Linked DNA regions of Homo sapiens: regions 1, 2, 3 and 4 are each linked to region 5. Evidence: chromatin contacts called from ENCODE Hi-C or POLR2A ChIA-PET data. All regions are on one chromosome and are shown on one strand. The core of a region is the stretch at or near the end of the contact, and the rest is flanking DNA. Distances in the headings are between cores, read along the strand shown. Region 1 holds the start of WDR47 (WD repeat domain 47). Region 2 holds the start of CLCC1 (chloride channel CLIC like 1). Region 3 holds the start of SARS1 (seryl-tRNA synthetase 1). Region 4 holds the start of ELAPOR1 (endosome-lysosome associated apoptosis and autophagy regulator 1). Region 5 holds the start of RBM15-AS1 (RBM15 antisense RNA 1).

The links. A loop is a pair of places that touch in the nucleus more often than their neighbours do. ChIA-PET counts read pairs that join two places held with the same protein, here RNA polymerase II (POLR2A). Pooled maps may share reads with other maps.
Region 1: a loop to region 5 is called in a map of naive thymus-derived CD4-positive, alpha-beta T cell, with 13 times the contacts of the local background. The contact joins the promoter of WDR47 here to the promoter of RBM15-AS1 in region 5. A Hi-C loop is called at or near these places in 1 of 168 maps with a recorded cell type or tissue (naive thymus-derived CD4-positive, alpha-beta T cell), 3 of 37 single-sample maps with no recorded cell type and 10 of 50 pooled maps. POLR2A ChIA-PET finds 5 or more read pairs at or near these places in 1 of 52 experiments (activated CD4-positive, alpha-beta T cell).
Region 2: a map of naive thymus-derived CD4-positive, alpha-beta T cell shows a loop between it and region 5 (19-fold over the local background). The contact joins the promoter of CLCC1 here to the promoter of RBM15-AS1 in region 5. A Hi-C loop is called at or near these places in 1 of 168 maps with a recorded cell type or tissue (naive thymus-derived CD4-positive, alpha-beta T cell), 2 of 37 single-sample maps with no recorded cell type and 10 of 50 pooled maps.
Region 3: a loop to region 5 is called in a pooled map, with 11 times the contacts of the local background. The contact joins the promoter of SARS1 here to the promoter of RBM15-AS1 in region 5. A Hi-C loop is called at or near these places in 1 of 37 single-sample maps with no recorded cell type and 13 of 50 pooled maps. POLR2A ChIA-PET finds 5 or more read pairs at or near these places in 3 of 52 experiments (CD4-positive, alpha-beta memory T cell, H1 and OCI-LY7).
Region 4: a pooled map shows a loop between it and region 5 (15-fold over the local background). The contact joins the promoter of ELAPOR1 here to the promoter of RBM15-AS1 in region 5. A Hi-C loop is called at or near these places in 1 of 168 maps with a recorded cell type or tissue (naive thymus-derived CD4-positive, alpha-beta T cell), 2 of 37 single-sample maps with no recorded cell type and 8 of 50 pooled maps. POLR2A ChIA-PET finds 5 or more read pairs at or near these places in 1 of 52 experiments (CD4-positive, alpha-beta T cell).

What each region holds. Positions count from the first base shown.
Region 1 is chr1:109,040,732-109,044,328 of GRCh38, reverse strand. It overlaps WDR47 (WD repeat domain 47), which reads left to right and starts at 2,227. Exons shown (of 15, transcript NM_001142551.2): 1 at 2,227-2,467. RefSeq lists a silencer at 2,030-2,579.
Region 2 is chr1:108,962,027-108,965,311 of GRCh38, reverse strand. CLCC1 (chloride channel CLIC like 1) reads left to right here and starts at 1,828. Exons shown (of 13, transcript NM_001377458.1): 1 at 1,828-1,951; 2 at 2,843-3,003. RefSeq lists silencers at 2,033-2,272, 2,411-2,705 and enhancers at 2,633-2,752, 3,125-3,285.
Region 3 is chr1:109,212,355-109,216,025 of GRCh38, reverse strand. SARS1 (seryl-tRNA synthetase 1) reads right to left here and starts at 2,108. Exons shown (of 11, transcript NM_006513.4): 1 at 1,898-2,108. The coding sequence starts at 2,033. RefSeq lists an enhancer at 1,685-2,044 and a silencer at 2,095-2,314.
Region 4 is chr1:109,112,393-109,115,878 of GRCh38, reverse strand. ELAPOR1 (endosome-lysosome associated apoptosis and autophagy regulator 1) reads right to left here and starts at 1,764. Exons shown (of 22, transcript NM_020775.5): 1 at 1,543-1,764. The coding sequence starts at 1,695. It overlaps CFAP276 (cilia and flagella associated protein 276), which reads left to right and starts at 3,132. Exons shown (of 5, transcript NM_001245025.3): 1 at 3,132-3,280. The coding sequence starts at 3,200. RefSeq lists a silencer at 1,943-2,012.
Region 5 is chr1:110,337,893-110,341,046 of GRCh38, reverse strand. RBM15-AS1 (RBM15 antisense RNA 1) reads left to right here and starts at 1,876. Exons shown (of 4, transcript NR_036595.1): 1 at 1,876-2,050. It overlaps RBM15 (RNA binding motif protein 15), which reads right to left and starts at 1,670. Exons shown (of 3, transcript NM_022768.5): 1 at 1-1,670. The coding sequence starts at 1,641. LOC124904276 reads right to left here. Exons shown (of 1, transcript XM_047437983.1): 1 at 2,044-3,154. The coding sequence starts at 2,612. The coding sequence ends at 2,106. RefSeq lists enhancers at 682-1,131, 503-1,241, 1,212-1,331, 1,362-1,661, 2,802-2,991 and a silencer at 2,432-2,701.

The sequences.
Region 1 (3,597 bases), core at 978-3,477, 1.3 Mb after region 5:
TGGCCCAATCTCGGCTCACTGCAACCTCCGCCTCCCGGGTTCAAGTGATTCTCCTGCCTCAGACTCCCGAGTAGCTGGGACTACAGGCGCACACCACCACACTCGGCTAATTTTTGTATTTTTAGTAGAGACAGGGTTTCACCATGTTGGCCAGGATGGTCTCGATCTCTTGACCTCTTGACCTCGTGATCTGCCCGCCTCGGCCTCCCAAAGTGCTGAGATTACAGGCATAAGCCACCACGCTTGGCCTGCCATTTACTATTTCTTTGTGTTGGGAACATTCTGAATCTTCTCTTCTAGCTGTTTGGAAATATAGAATAGATTATTGTTAACTATAGTCACCCAATTATGCTATTGAGCACTAGAATTTATTCCTGCTACATAACTGTATTTTTGTACCCATTAACCTCTTTATCCCCCCTTTGCCCTCCACTACACTTTCTAGCCTCTGGTAACCACCATTCTATTCACTACCTCCACGAGATCAATTCTTTTAGTTCCCACATATGTGTGAGAACGTGCAATATTTGTCTTTTTGTGCTTGTCTTGTTTCACTTAACATAATGTCCTCCCGTCCCATCCATGTTGCTGCAAATGACAGGATTTCATTCTTTCTTAATGGGTGAATAAGATTGTATTGTGTGGCCGGGCGCGGTGGCTCACGCCTGTAATCCCAGCACTTTGGGAGGCCGAGGCGGGTGGATCACGAGGTCAGGAGATCAAGACCATCCTGGCTAACACGGTGAAACCCCGTTTCTAATAAAAATACAAAAAAAAAAAAAAAAATTAGCCGGACCTGGTGGCGGGCGCCTGTAGTCCCAGCTACGCGGGAGGCTGAGGCAGGAGAATGGCGTGAACCCGGGAGGCGGAGTTTGCAGTGAGTCGAGATGGCGCCACTGCACTCCAGCCTGGGCGACAGAGCGAGACTCCGTCTCAAAAAAAAAAAAAAAAAAAAAAGATTGCATTGTGTATATGTACCACATTTTCTTTATCCATTTGTCTGTTGATTGACATAGGTTGATTCTATATTTTGGCTATTGTGAATAGTACTGCAATAAGCATGGGAGTGCCAGAAATATTTTTGATGTTTATTCTCTTTACCAGACTGTTACCCCATTTTCCCCTTTTGGGAGGTCCAGCTCACTCTGGACTTTCGCCTCTGTGAGGATGATGTTCTTTTTTCTGTGAGACGGAGTCTCTCGCTCTGTCACCCAGGCCGGAGTGCAGTGGCATGATCTCGGCTCACTGCAACCTCCGTCTCCCAGGTTGAAGCGATTCTCCTGCCTCAGCCTACCAAGTAGCTGTGATTACAGGAGGCTTGCCAGCACACCCGGCTAATTTTTGTATTTTTAGTAGAGACGGGGTTTCACCATGTTGGCCAGGCTGGTCTCAAACTCCTGACCTCAGGTGATCCGCCCGCCTCGGCCTCCTAAAGTGCTGGAATTGCAGGCGTGAGCCACCGCGCCTGGCCGAGAATGATGTTCTTACAGGTTTGTGTAATTGTATTCTTCCTTATGGTTATACTTCCTGGATGCTTAATTAAGCTCGGTTGAACATCACGTATATTTGTGGAATAAGGGGCTTACAACCAACAGGAGTAGACAAAACCTGAACATATTAAATGTTAAGTAACTGAAAAATGCTTTCAAGGCAGATCAGCTTTGCAAAATGAGAAACCAGGAAGGGGACAAACAAACTACTGGAGTTTTCTGGGACGAAGTGGGACCTAGGAAAGCAGCGAAAGAAGGGTAGAAGGCAACATTAATTTCATTAACCTTTATTAATTATCGGGGAGGAGTATGAAGAGTCAATCCTAATGCGCAGTCTTCTCCATTTGCAGGCGACAATCCTGTTCGTGCTATTTTGGGACATGGGGTCACCGGCCAGCTAAGGGTCTACGTCCCTGCCACCAGTCTCACGCTATTGCCGCACCCGTTCTGCTACTCCCCCGGGCCCCTAGCCGGTCCCTCCAAGCCCGACCCCCGCCCGCCCCGCCCAGGCTTTGGTCCGCCCCGCCCAGGCTTTGGTCCGCCCCGCCCCTCCCCGCCCCAGCTTTGGGCCCGCCCCTCCACGCCCCTCCCCGCCCCGCCCCGCCCCGCCGACTCGCCCTTCGGCTCAGGCACCTGCCTGGCCGCCCCGCGCGGCGGGGTCCTGAGGCGCCTCGGGGAAGCGCGGCGATTGGCTGCCGCTCGCGGGTAGAGCTCGGCTCCCCGGCACTTGACAACCGCAGTCTGCAAGAGGCTGAGCTGAGGAGTCGCTGGGCCGGGAGGGGCGGACGTGAGAAGGACGGATTGACGAACTGATGGATTGACGCGCGGGCGGTAGGAGGGAGGACCGACGCCAAACCCAGACCGCCGCCGTCGTGCTCCTGCCGCAGCCCGGAGCCGGCCGCTTCGGGGCCCTGGCCGCCGGCCTCCCAGCCGCGTTCTCCTCCGCCGCTCCTCCGGGCTTGCCCTGGAGCCCTCAGGTGGGTGACTCCGGGAGTCGGAGGCTGGGTCGGTCCGCTGCACACCTCGGGTTGCCATGGTCACCCGTCGCCTCCTGTCACCACCTGACACGGCTCCGACCGGGCGGCCCCGAGGACTGTGTTTGCGGCCCCGGAGAGGGGTCTTTAGTGGGCTTGGGTGCCGACTGGGAGGGGGCTGGGGTCGTGGGTGAGGCCCCAGCATCGCGGGGTGAGGATCTGCGAACTGCTGGGCCCCGGTTCGAGGTCACCGGTCCTGGACCACACCTTTCCCACATTACCAGTTGGATTCTGGGGGCAGAGCGACGCCCCTCGCCCTGGCACTGAGCAGCAAGTGAGCGCGAGGTTCGTGCCCATCTCGCCGCTGCGCCGATTCTTCCTTCCTCGCCCCTTGGTCGAGCCCGTGCGAGAACTGAGGGGCGCGCTCGCGTCCCTTTCTGGGCACGCCTTGGCCCGGAGGAAGAGAGGGAGCGGCGGGGCTGGGAGCCCCGCTGGGGCCGGTTTTGGCCTTTCTCACATCAATGGTCGGGATGGGAGCAGGCCTTTGGGGATCTGGGTGTGGTCGCGGAAAGGGGCAGCGACTCGATTTAGAACTGGGATTGCGCTGGAGGGGCGCCTGCGTAGAAGAACGCAAGGTTGTGGAACTCAAAGGGTTAAACCGCTTCCCTTTATTGGGGAGAAAAATATTGGAACTCTAGCTCTGGGGCGAGGCCATGGGCAAAGGGGGCGGGGGCGGGGGGCGAGGGTAGGCCGGGGCGGCATTTGGGCTTTTGACCAGATGATTTTTCCTTCTCTGTACCCAGACGTGCAGTTAGTAACCGTGCATGGTATCTGAGGGGACCGTTTTTTTTTTTTGGCAACTTGGTTTTCTCTGCATAATGAAAGGAGAAGTCTTTGTTCCACCCAGATTCGTAGGTTGTGATCCTAATACTTATTTCTCTCTTTGTTGGAGACTCTGTAGAATGCCTCAAAAAGTTAATGGCACAGAAATGAACATGTAGGTTTAAAAAATGCTATAAATCTTTTTTTCACAGTAAATTCAAGTAGAATTTTTTTGTCTCCAGTGTTGGCATATGTTGCATTGGCATTTTACTAAGAAGGAGAAACGCCTAAGAGCCCATTTTCCTTTATAT
Region 2 (3,285 bases), core at 579-3,078, 1.4 Mb after region 5:
ACATTTCTCCAACAAACATATACAAATGGCATGACCAATAAGCACAAGAAAAGATGCTCAACATCACTGGTCATTAGCGAAAGGCAAATCAAGACCACAGTGAGATACCTCACACCTATTAAGATGGCTACTATACAAAAATAAAAAGATGTCAGTGGAGATGTGGGGAAATTGGAACTTGTGCACTCTTGGAGGGAATGTAAAATGTTGCAGCCACTATGGAAAAGAGAATGGCAGTTCCGCCGGGCGCAGTGGCTCATGCGTGTAATCCCAGCACTTTGGCAGGTCGAGGTGGGTGGATAACGAGGTCAGGAGTTCGAGACCAGCCTGGTCAACATAGTGAAACCCCATCTCTACTAAAAATACAAAAATTAGCCAGGCATGGTGGCAAACGCCTGTAGTCACAGCTACTCAAGAGGCTGAGGCAGGAGAATCGCTTGAACCCGGGAGGCAGAGGTTGTGGTGAGCCGAGATCGTACCACTGCACTCCAGCCTGGGCAACAAGAGTGAAACTCCATCTCAAAAAAAAAAAAAGTACGGCAGATCCTCAAAAAATTAAAAATAGAATTACTACATAATCCAGCAATTCCACTTGTGTATATATATTCAGGAGTTGAAAGCAACAGATATTTGAACATCTGTGTGTATACCCAAAAGGGTTAAAAAACAGATATTTGTATATCCATGTTTACAGTATTATTTCACAGTAGCCAAAAGTGGAAACAACCTGTTATCCATTAACAGATGACTGAATGAACTGGTATATACATAAAATGGAATACTATTCAGCCTTAAAAGAAATTCTGACACGTTACCACATGGATGAACCTTGAGGACATTATGGTAAGTGAAATCAGTTACAAAAAGACAAATGCTGTATGAGTCCTTATATGAAATACCTAGAGTAGTCAAATTCATAAAGACAGAAAGAATGGTAGTCGCTGGGAAGGAGGGAGGGGAAGAATGAGGCGTTACCACTTACTGGGTACAGAGTTTCAGTTTTGCAAGATGAGTGCTGGAGATGGATGGTGGTAATGGTTGCATAACAATGTGAATGTATCTAATACCACTGAATTGTACCTTTAAAAATGGTTAAGATAGTAAATTTTACCATCTTCACAGTTTCCCGAGATTGCAAGGCCAGCAGTTAAAGACAAAAACAAAACTACTTCCAACTGCCCTACAGTGTGCAGACCTTTCCCTTGTCCTGCCCTGAGTAGAACTACAGTTGTCATTCGTGATCCTCCCTTTAAAAAATTATGCTTGTGGCTAGGCGCGGTGGCTTACACCTGTAATCCCAGCATTTTGGGAGGCCGAGGCGGGCGGATCACCTGAGGTCAGGAGTTCGAGACCAGCCTAGCCAACATGGTGAAACCCTGTCTCTGCTAAAAATACACATTAGCTGGATGTGGTGGTGCGCGCTTGTAGTCCCAGCTGCTCGGGAGGCTGAGAGAGGAGAATTGCTTGAACCCGGGAGGCAGAGGTTGCAGTGAGCCGAGCCGAGATCGCGCCACTGCACTCCAGCCTGGGCAACACTGTGAGACTCTGCCTCAAAAAAAAAAAAATCATGCTTGCGTTTCATGGCGAATGTTACACATTCAAACTTATCAAATATATTAATAGTAAGAAAATAGGTTTCCTATCCGTTGTATATATTTGAGTTCCAGGCGAGATTTCCTTCGCAGAAAGAGTTCCGCAGATGAAAAGTAAAAGAAAATCCGCGGCGAAAATAACCCGCGCGCAGAGGCCGGTCCCGCTACTAGCCCCGCCCAATCAACGAGGCCAATCAGCGGCCCGCAACGGGGGAGGGACACGCAGCCGTCAGCCGAACAATTCGATGACGAGGCCCAGGAAGCACGCTGAAACCCTGGGCGGCGGCAAGCTGTGCGACCTCTTCTGCGGCCGGCCTGGGCAGGTGTCTTCCTCGAGAGGCAGGCAGGGGATCCCGGACGTGAGTCCGTGCAGTTGGGTGTGTTGTGCGGCGGGTGGGGCGGGTTACCCGCCGTTACGCCCTGGCGGGTCCAGCGGACTCGCGGCGCAGACGCTGGGGAGGCCGCAGGCGCGACCCGGGGCGGGGACCGTGCTAGCTGCGTGCGTCCGCTGCGGCCTGTGGGTGCCCCGGGCTCCTACCTCAGCTCCCGCGCCGGCGGCTGCCTGTCCGCCGCGGTTGCGCGCGTTCCGGGGAGGTGCTTGGCCCAGAGAGCGGCCTACGGAGAAGGCACAGCGAGGGCAAAGCGAGACCTGAGCGCACGTTGAATTCTGTTGGCTTTGGTTATCTCTGAAAACTTTAAGCATAATTTGAATAAATGCTGTCAGCAGAATAGCTCGGATTTAGTTGTAGTTAATTTTCTAAAACTTCAAATCTGTGAATTAACACAGTTAACAACAACAACAAAAACGGACACAAAACAACCTCCAAAATGGATTTTTTTTTTTTTTTTGAGACGGAGTCTTGCTGTGTCACCCAGGCTGGAGTGCGGTGGTGCTATCTCCGCTCACGGCAACCTCCGCCTTCCGGGTTCCAGCGATTCTCCTGCCTCAGCCACCTGAGTAGATGGGACCACAGGTGCGCGCCACCAGGCCCGGCTAATTTGTAAATTTTATTTGTAGAGAAGGGGTCTCCCTGTGTTGTCCAGGCTTGTCTCTGACTCCTGGGCTCAAAGGATCTTCCCATCTTGGCCTCCCAAAGTGCTGGGATTACAAGCGTGAGCCATTGCGCCTGGCTCCAAATCTGATTTGAGTGTAAAAAGTTAGACACACCATAAGCTGTAGGTTTATTACTGGGTGGTGAAAAACAATTCAGGTTTTCTTTATAATAGTGATTATGAAGTGTTCTTCCCAGACTAGCTTTATCGTCATCTGGGAAATTGTTAAAAATGCAAATTCGCAAGTTTGAGAGCCATGGTTCCAAGAAACTGCATAAGCATACGAAATAAGTTGCAGCCTCCCGACTTATACCCTGGTACTTCTAGTCTAAAACAGGATTTGACTCTACTAATCCAGGTTAGTCTTGCCTTTCCCATTACTCATGTGCTTTCGTTGAAACCAAAGACTTTTTCTTTTGTGCCCATTTCTACTCACTGCCTGGCCGTCTGCACGACGATCTGTGTTTCCTGGTAGTTCTCCAGTCTAGTAGCTACTATAAACTACTCTCCCTATTTCCCGCTCTGTGGAGATGTCGTTCCAACAGGTCCTCTCCACTCTAAGACCCTATCCTCTCAGAGAAGCCCCTGAGAGCCATTAGTACTTTTGCCCTGGAGAGGCAGTTTAGGTAGAGCCAGTCTG
Region 3 (3,671 bases), core at 859-3,358, 1.1 Mb after region 5:
GATGCATTGGAAATAAACTATTGGCCAGGCATGGTGGCTCACACCTGTAATCCCAGCACTTTGGGAGGCTGAGGCAGGCGGATCACTTGAGGTCAGGAGTTAGAGACCAGCCTGGCCAACATGGTGAAACTCCCATCTCAACTAAAAAAAAAAATTAGCTGGGTGTGGTGGTGCACACCTGTAGTCCCAGCTACTTGGAGGCTGAGGCATGATAATCTCTTGAAACCGGGAGATGGAGGTTGCAGTGAGCCGAGATGGTGCCACTGCACTCCAATCTGGGTGATAATGAGAGACTCCGTCTCAAAAACAAAACAAAACAAAACAAAGAAAAGAAATGACTTCACATTTAGGATTAAGTTTTTTAAAACAATAACATAAACTACATAAACTGCTTTTCATAAAGAATATAAAGTGCCCTGAAGACAGAAAATATTCACGCCTCTAACAAACCTTTATCAAGGCCTTACCAAGGACCAGGTACAGTGCTAGGTACTGGGATTTTATGTATAAATGTGTATATGTATATCCACATATATACTGTATGAATAAAATTGAATCCTTGTCCCTGAAGAACTCACCACCTATCTACTTTTCAGATAAGGGACAAATCCCTCAGATGTGGACATTATACCCAAAAGACTAGCTAACACATTCAAAGTCATTTAGCACTGGCTAAGGGCTGGACTGACACAAAAATCTGATACTCCTGACTTCAGATTCAGTAGAACAGTGCTCAGGCTAGTTTTATCCTAAACAAAAAATGTGGCAAAATTAAATTCCATTGCAACTCGAAACTTCAGGTCAAGTGTGGAATCTCACAATCAAACAAACTACTACAATAGAGGGCCTAAGACATAGAATCAGCACAAAACTCAAGTTAAACAAATATTCTTTTGACATCCAAGATCCTTATAAACAGGAGAAAATCAATTTTCCTAATAGAAATCCATCACACTCTTGGATAGTGGCTGCCTTTGCAGTGTACTGTCATCGACCTAGCTCCCAGATGGTTGCAGACCTATTGCATCAGACAAATCAAATCACAAGTACTTGACAGCATCCGCCCAACCAGCGACCACTCCAGTTAATACAGGCAGAGATTTATGGGCAGATGGTTCTATGGTTTTATTCGGCTTCATGATAGATGCCCGATATGACTCCAAGATCCGGCAGTTCCAGGTTCTAGCCCAACTCTGCCAATGTCTTTAAAGGAAAACGTCCACAAATCACAATTAAACAGCTTCAGTCATTACAATCTTTTGCTCGCCTCCTCACTCCCCTCGCGTTTGATCTACCACGGAAAAGACTTTTCTAATTCTTAAAGGTATGCCCATAGGTCGGGGGATGGCCTTCCGAAAAGCTTCAGGGTCATTTATTTTGGCCAAGAGCGGCCTCCAACGCCCCGAAATGCTTCCGATACCGAAGGAATGAATCTACTGTGTTGCAGAAGTGACGCAGTCTCAGGAGAAGCCTTTGATCCTATCAAAACAAAGGAAAACCACTCTGGCCTTGCTGAAGATGAGAAAAAGACTGGGGGGGACCAAAGATTCGTGTTAGGAAAGCCGCGTAGACCCCACAACCTCCCGCCCCGGCATGTTCTGGCAACCCCTGGGGCAGGAAGGCTTGACAGCTCCCGATGCGCGTGCGTACGCACACTGGCAGCGAACGGCACTGAGCACGCGTGGAAGGGACCTCGCTCCGCCCGGGTGGAGGAGAAAGTGGGATGACCCCGGCGACCAGGCTGTGTTTTCGGGGATGGGGAGAACCTCGGAGCCACCGCACCCTGGGAGGGGGTCTGACGAAGGGTGGAAGCTGTGGCCTCAGGAGCGGTGGCTGGATTTGAGAGAGAAAATTGGGTTTAGCATCAAGGAGGTAACCCGCCCGTCCCGGTACTTACATCGTCGCCACTCGCTGTCTGCCTTCACCAGCTGGTCCACTAGTCCCGGGTCCTTGAAGCGCTTCTCCTGCGTCTCTCGGATGAGGGCTGGGTCCCCTCCTTTATCCACCCGAAACAAATCCAGATCCAGCACCATCTTCTTTCCTCCCGGGCCAACGCTCAGGGAAGCAAGGATCGCGCCGCAGCACTCAGCCTGTGACCGCCGCACTGCGCCGGCGCGCTGACCCGCCCTTCCTGCGCAGGCGCAGCTGGAGCCCGCAGGCGACCCTCCCCGCGACCGGAAGCGGCTGGTTGGAGGCGGGGCCGCGGAGGGAGGGGAGGGGAGAGTGGGTGGGCGTGGGACTATACCTCTGGTTCCTGCTCCCCAGCTCTGCTACAGTCTGCAGGAACTGTGATCGCCACATAAAAGTGTGAATGCCTCAGTTTCCTACTCCTGTCTCAGGCTAGGCAGAGGCCTGTCCCCTCATCCCTAGCTTAGAGGCCGGGGCCTTCACCAGGTGCCCGTTTTCCTCTCACTAGGTTGGGTTCTTCCACTGGGCTCTTTCCCTGAACCTCGGCCGTCTTCTCCATCTTGATACAAGAGGATGGCATATTTAGTCCCAGGGCTACCTCAGCTTAAGATTCCTGCTCTCGTGCCTTAGAAATGGTATACCTTTATTAATCTGATTATTGGATAAACCAAATTGTCACTTTACCAACTCTTAAGAGCACAGCTTTGGGAAAGTGCGGTTGTCTTTTAGAGAGAGACGAGAGAAAACTTTTCCAAAGGGACATTAAGCAGATTTGAACGCCGTATAAGGTGTTGAGGTCATGTCTTGGGTCAATTTGAAAGCGTCTTGAAGAACGGTTTGTATCATACTTTGATTTTATAATGTTCAGACCTTTAAATGAAATATTCTAGTTGCCGAGTGAAGCCAAAGTTATCAAAGAATCTCCCTGATAACAAGAGATTATTTGAAGGATTTGGGAACAGGTGATCTCCTCCCCCACCCCCACCCCCAATCCTTCCACTCTGCAGAAACTTTAAAGCCTCACTTCCAATGCCTTCTCGAAGCTAGATGTGCTAAGACCTTCTTGATCTTATACCGCCGTCATGGACTCCTGAGATGAGGGTGTGACATAGCTAACTATCATATTATTTATTTATAATATGAAATATATTTGGGCTTTGTCCCTGGTTCCTGACACAGCCCCTAAAACCCTTGAATTTCCTGGGTTATACGTAATGGGTCTCTTTGATAACACCTGAGTTTATAATAAGGAGGTGATTTAGGATGGGGGCCCTAGATAACCTTAGGATGGGGCCAGTCACCAGAGAGACCAAGTGATTGGAGGATTGGAACTTTCATCCCCACCCTTCAACCTCCAGGAAAGGGGGAGGGGAGGAGCTGGACATCAAACTCTATAAACGCTCGAACAACAAGAGTTGATGAGCTTCAGGGTTGTTGAACATGTGGAGATGCCAGGAGGGTGTCTTGCCCAGAAAGGTTATGGAAGCTCTGCACCCCTGACACCTTGCCCTATCCATCTCTTCATCTGGCTGTTCATTTGTACCCTTTGTACTATCCTTTATAATAAACTGGTAAATGTTTCCTTGAGGTCTGTGAGCCTTCTCAGCAAATTAATCAGACCAAAGGAGGGGGTAGTGGGAGCCCCAGTTTATAGCTGCTAAGAAGTATAGGTGAAATCTACTACTTGCAATTGGCATCTGAAGAGGAGCAGTCTAGTGGGATCAAGCCCTTACCCCATGGAATCTGACACTACCTCCAGGTAG
Region 4 (3,486 bases), core at 515-3,014, 1.2 Mb after region 5:
CCCTGCGATCTCTAAAACAGGTCATAATGCGGCTAGGTGGAAATGTAGATGGCCCAGGGCAGGTTGTCATTGGAGCTAATAAAGGTTATCAAAAGTCCCACTCACTGGGGTCACTTATGTCATATTCATGAATCTTCAAAATCAAGTATCTTTATTCACACAAAAATCCTCCCCCCCACACCTGACTTCTTTATGACCTGCTGTGCTGTAGACACAGAACATCTTTATAAGAATTTATCTCCATATGGGATGGAGTTGTTGCCAATCAGTTCACACTAACAATTTATAAAAAATATTCTGGGCTGGGCGCAGTGGCTCATTCTTATAATCCCAGCACTTTGGGAGGCCGAGGTGGGAAGTCGCTTGAGCCCAGGAGTTAGAGACTGGCCGGGGCAGTATATCGAAACCTCATTTCTATTTTAAAACATATATTTTTTAAAGTAAAGAAAATACATCTATATATATATTCTAACCTCTCAAAACCTTAGTCAAGCTTGATATTTGGGATTAAATTTACAGAGCTAGATGCTTGACTTTTTATGAAGTCCTTCACATTTCACAGAAATAACAGAACTTTTATTTTGCCTTCCCCAACGTAGTTCTTGTAAATATCTTATTGTTGCCTCTGCCATATGGTTTCTAAAAAAGTTGCTCAGAGCACAACCAAATATTGTTATTTCAATAACATAGAAATGACTTAGTTTTGTTGCTGCTAGTGCCCTTTTATGTTCCTCCAAGATGACTTTTCAAAAGCTATTTTTGGTTATAAGAGATTGACTACCTATTGTCTGAATTCTGCTTCCAACATATTGGAAATACCTTGAAAAAGACTTTGACATATGTTAAGTCAGAGAAGGAGACTAGAGGTTGGCAGAACACAAGATATTGAAGAACTCAAAATCTGCAAAAAGGTGAGTCGTGTACTGTCAGGTACACTAAACATAGTACGCTGCGGGGAGGCCAAGCTATAAGGAGGAGACACATTTTACAGTCTGCACTAACCGATGTTTAATAAACAAGGAACTAGAGAGCTGGAATCCTATCATCCCTCTCGCACATCTCCCACCTTCACACTCCGTTTTGTGTAGCCATGATAAAACCACTTCGCTCTGATACTTTTTTCTGGCCTTCCTAACTCCTTTCCTCTCCCACTACTCTTCTTTCCTCTTCCTATTTTGCTTCTCTGTGCATAATCTTTTCTTGTCAACCACTTTTAAGGTGAGTTCATCCTAACTGGAAAATAACTCGTCTGCCTCCCTCATTCTGAGTTCAGGTACCCAGGTAGCTCCCCTTCTTGGGGCTGGGACCTTTCTCGCTGAGCTCAGCATCCCAATCTGTGAGGATGATCTATCCGTGAGTCCTCCAATGTGCTGGCCTCCTCATGACGCCAGACTGGCTCCTCTTCCCTCCCCCCACGCCTCATCCCCAAAGAAATCTAAACTCCGTGGCGTCTGAAACTCTCTGCGCCTGGGTCCCCAAGGTCTCCGCCTGGATCCAAGACTTTTGTGACCAAAGCGGGATCGGGTAGGGGGGCGGCAGTACCTCTTTGCAGGCATGAAGCTCCGGTCCCGTTCCCTGGGTCACCTGGAAGGCGGTCCCAGCCCAGAGCAGCAGCCGCCACAGCCGGGGTATGCGCCTCTCAGTTCTTCCCCTGACTCTGGCGGAGAGATGGTGGCTGTGCCCAGGCTCAGCCATAGCGTTGTCCTGAGTGAGCGGCAGTAGCGGCTCAGGTGCTGCGGCTGCTGCTTCTGCTGGCAGAAGGCGGAAAAAAAGGGGAGGGAGGTACACAGGCGGAGGATGCAAGAGGCCAGGCTCGCTTCAGTCACCTCCCTGCGGCTACGCCAACACCGCCCATCCTTCCTCCTCCCTCTGTCCTCTCCTCCTACCCACGTCGCCTTGACAACCGCCTCCTCTCTGGCTCCGCGCGGGTGGGGCAGGGACCACGCGCGCCTCTGCAGCTCACCTGCGGGTCGCCATGGCAGCCGCCGCCGCTGGTGCGCGCGGCGTGGGCGCGGGAGAGCGCGCGCCCGGGGTGCGCAACCGGCCCAACAGGCAGGCCCGGGGCTCGTGTGAAGAACACAGTGGAAGCATCCTCCAAGCCAGCCAACAAATTTCCGTTTTCTACTGCCCTTTCGGGCCAGGGGTTATTTTATGAGCATCTCCGATGTTGCACACGTGGCGTGTGAACCGAGAGAAAGAAGATGGAGAGATCACCCTCCAGACGTCGTCGCCTGGAAGAGGCCCCAGTACGTGTTCCCTCCTACGAAGGCCACTCCTGGAGATCTTACATCCCGCCAAATCCATCCGTGCTTTTACAACCGGCTAGAAGAGAAGCCCTGACACTGTAGTTGATCCGAGTTTAAGCGAGGAGTTTGCCTTAGCCGCAATTTCCCAAGCGCCGCACGTGGGCCTCTCTCTCTCTCTCTCTCTCTCTCTCTCTCTCTCTCTCTCTCTCTCTCTCTTTCTCTCTCTCTCTCTCTCTCTCTGAGACAGGGTCTCACTCTCTCGCCCACACTGGAGTGCAGTGGCGCGATCTCGGCTAACTGCAACCTCCGCCTTCCGGGTTCAAGAGATTCTCCTGGATTAGCCTCCCGAGTAGCTGGGACTACGGGCGCGTGCCACCAAGCCCAGCTAATTTTTTTCCTACTTTTTGTAGAGACGGGGTTTCGCCATGTTGCCCAGACTGGTCTCGAACTCTTGGGCTTAAGCGATCCGCCCGCCTCCGCTTCCCAAAGTGCTGAGATTACAGGCGTGAACCACCGCGCCCGGCCCTCTTTGGTCTCTTGACATCCTCATTCTCTCATGGCTTTGAAAGCCTTTTGTTAGGTGCGAGGGAGAAGGAAATTTCTGGGTCATCTTTCAGGACTTCTTTCCTCAACTGAAGTCTTTTGCAGAAGTCCTGATGGTGAGCAGCCAGCACTTTTCCGCCGAGGCTCAGGAGTGCAATTCCAAGTCTCGGGCCCGCTCAGCGGAACGTTCCCTCTGCAGTCCCCGGAGCTTCCTCCCCAGGGGCCTCCCGTGGTCAGCCGCCAGGTGGCGCCCTCCTCTGAGGGAATTCCTCTGTCATAGATGGCTGGGCAGTTGCCTGGCAACCGAAACCAGCGCTCCAAACAATTGGGACCCGGGATCTTATGCCAGTGAGGCTGTGCTGCGGCTGAGCGGGCCTCCCATCCCTCTTAAAAGAGTTAGGCATTTAGCCATGCCTCCCACCCGGGACCCTTTCCAGCAGCCTACATTAGATAACGATGATTCCTACTTAGGAGAACTGCGGGCTTCCAAGGTACTGTGGTTTCTTGCGCAGATTCCCAGTAGGGTCGCCGGTAGTCTTCTTTCTGTCTGTGTGATGAGCAGAGATGGTAACATAAAGGACTCTGGTGAAGACACTCAGTCGGGTACCAGGGAAGTCTGTTTTCTGCCTGCCTCCCTATCTCCATATTCAAGTCGGCTAACGTTTCAGAGGCGTTTTTGAGCAGAGGAAAGTAGAGT
Region 5 (3,154 bases), core at 627-3,126:
CTCATAATGAGTCAAGGGCAGAGGCTGCAGATACTGCTGCTGGTAACGATGTTCGGTGTCGGCAAAGTCTACTCTAAGGCGTCGATCTGGGCCACCAAGTGGGAAGCCCCGCATATGGGTCCAGGCAGCATGCGCTGCATCCAGGCTTTCATACTGGATATATGCCCAACTATCACCTTTTCGGTAGTCTATGGTGCGTATGGTGCCAAATCGATCAAATTCTCGTGCCAGGGCAGCAAGAGGAACCCAAGGTCCCAGGCCTCCCACCCAGAGGCGGGTGGTGGGTGTAGCTTTACCATAACCAATTTTGATAGGATTCCGAATTATAATTTTGCCAGACATTGCTAATTTGGCCCGGTGAGACATATCTAAGTTCTCAAATTTGAGAAAGCCGTAAGTACTAGTCTGGCCGCGAGAAGGCCTCTTGATATCTACTTCTGTGATGACTCCAAAGCGATCAAACGCCCTTCTTAAATCACTCTCCGTTACAGTGATGTCTAGGTTGCCCAAGAAGAGCGTCCGGTTAGCTCGCTGATCATCCTCGGGTGAAATCTCATCCACTTCTCTGAAAGGAGCAGCACCTGCTCCAGCTCCCACCCTTGGCTCAAGACTGTATGCAGGGCGCACTCTCTCATAGAACGGGTAGTCTCTTTCTCTCTCCAGGTCTCGAGGCAATGGTGGCGGAGGTGGAGGGGGCAGGCGGCCAAGAGCCAACTGCTGCAGCCGGTAGTCTCTGTATCCCAAAGCAGCGCCACCAGGGGAAAGTGATCTCTGGCCTCCACCACCTCCAGGGGGGTGCCGGTGACCACCTACAGAGGCCCCGACCACACTGGCTGATGGAGGATAAGTATCTTTGTCTAAAGGGGAGCGGCTGCGGCGCCGGCTCACATACACAGCTTCTATCTTCAGAGGCCGGTCATAGAGCACCAGGCGGCCTCTGGCATGCTTGGCCGCCCGCGCGTCCTCTGGCCGCCGGAAGTTCACAAAGGCTACCCGCTCATCCCCGCTGCCAGAACCCGACAGATGACTGATTTTCACACTTACATCACCGAAGCGTTTGAACTCATGAAACAGGCCGTCCTCCACCGCTTCGTCACTAAGCTGGGACCCCAACTCGCTTATCTTCAGAGTCTTGTATTCCGCGCCGTCCCCGCCGCCGGGAGCTGAGGAGGCGGCCCCAGAGGAACGTGACTCCCCGCCTCCACCCCGGGAGCTGCTGCGCGATTCGCCCCCGCCCGAAGAATTTTTGGTGCTCGGGGAGCTATAACTATGCAAGCGGCTACTGGAGCTGCCCCCACCGGTATCATACTCGCGGCTGCCACCTCGACTGCTGGACTTGTCCAGGTGGAGACTCCGCCGCGACCCACCGCCGCTATCGGTCTTTCCGCTGCTGCTCCCATTGCTGCCACCAGAGCCCCCTAACTTCTTGCTCCGCTCACCGCGGGAAGTCGAGTCCTCACCACCACGGGAGCGTTTGGCCTTCACTGGCGAGCGCTCTTTTCCCTTCATTGTTGCGGGTCGTCGGAGGTCGTCTCCGCGGAGCTGAGTAACCCGCCGCCCCGCGCTCGTTTCACACAGCGGAACCGCACGCCGCCATCTTGGACTCCGCCGCGGCACAGGGTCCCGCCCCGCAGTCCTCATTGGCCAATTGCTCTCTCTTCTACAGTCTCATTGGGAAAATTATTTGTCTATCTTTACATCTCCCCGCGCTCCAGGAAGGCGCCCGCCCAACCACTGTTATTGGGTTCCCAACCCCCTAGTCGGAGTACCTCATTGGTTACATTTGTTGTCTATCTTAACGGTTCCTCGCGCCAGACTGTAGCTCCGCCCCTCGCACTCTGCGGTCACGTGACCCAAAGTGTTGAGGTGTTGATTGGACAAAAAGTCTGCCCTGTAACGGTACTTCTTGCTCAGTGACAGCAGCAACCCACCTCCTTATCCCTTTCATTGGCTTATAAACCCGTCCTTTAAACCACTATTTGGGAGGTCGGGCCATCAGTTTCGGCGTTTTTTCCAGAGAGGCAGGCTCACAGCGATATCGCGAGAGACGGTAAGCTCCCTCTTTCGACCCCCTTTTTCCAACTCCTCCGGCGGCTAAAAGAAGTTTAAATCTGATTGGATGTCGGCAAGGAAGTTGATAGGCTGAAATAACTGTCCATCACTCGCTTAAAGGGGTAGGCCTGTATAACGGAGGAGGCTGACTGAAGGTGAAAGACTAGAACACGTGCTTGCTGTGCGACGTCACTTAGATGTCGCGAGAGGGTGACTGTGCGCCAGCCCCGCCTCCCCGCGTTTTCGGCGTTCTCCCCACAAACATTTGTTAAGTTCCGTGGGGTGTTTGGCTGTGCTTCGGCCCTTGGAGTTCGAAACTTCTGAGCTCCCCGCCGTCGTACCTGTGCCGGCCAAGGGGCGGGGCAGGCTTTCCGGCTGTCGGGGCCCTCCAGTCCCTCAGGAAGCCGTCCTGGGACGCCTAGCGGACACCATTTTACGTCGCTGTGGTAGCTGAGTGAACAGCCGGGGGGAGCCCCGCCCCCCGCGCGCGGGAGAGCGCCGCCCGCGGTCACCTGGGCCCGCGGGGCAGAGAGTTCACGGTTCCTGCAGCCTCGGGTCATGCTGACGCCCCCGGGCGGTGCTAACACGTAACACGCGGGACCTCGAGAGCTAAGAAGCAGGGCGACTAAGACGCAGCCCTCGCCCAGGAGCCCGTCTCTCCCGCGAGCTACCCGTTCCCGCCCAAGTACTCCGGGTAACCGAGGGGAGTGACCGTCGCTCCCCGCCTCGTGGCCCGCGGGCGGAGCCGGAACTGTCGGGACACCGCGGACGTGTCTTTGGGCGGCATGTTTTATGTTGCGAATCTGTGTGGATTTTTAAATTCTGTATTCCCCTAAAATAGCAGTGTTTTTAATATGTAATGCTTCTACCCTGAAAATCACCAAGCGAAATTTAGGCTCCATGCAGATATGTCACTTGTTTTTCCCCCTGTGGCTTCTTGTATCCCTTGGCACTCTTATTGTGTGTTAAAAGCCAGCAGCACAGGCACCTTGCGGCCGCTCCAGATCCACCTCGTTTGGCTCCTTCAGTCGTTCGCCGTACAACTTTCCTTTCCATAGTGCGTTACTGTGGCGGACAGAGCACCTGTGAGAGGTGCAGGCGA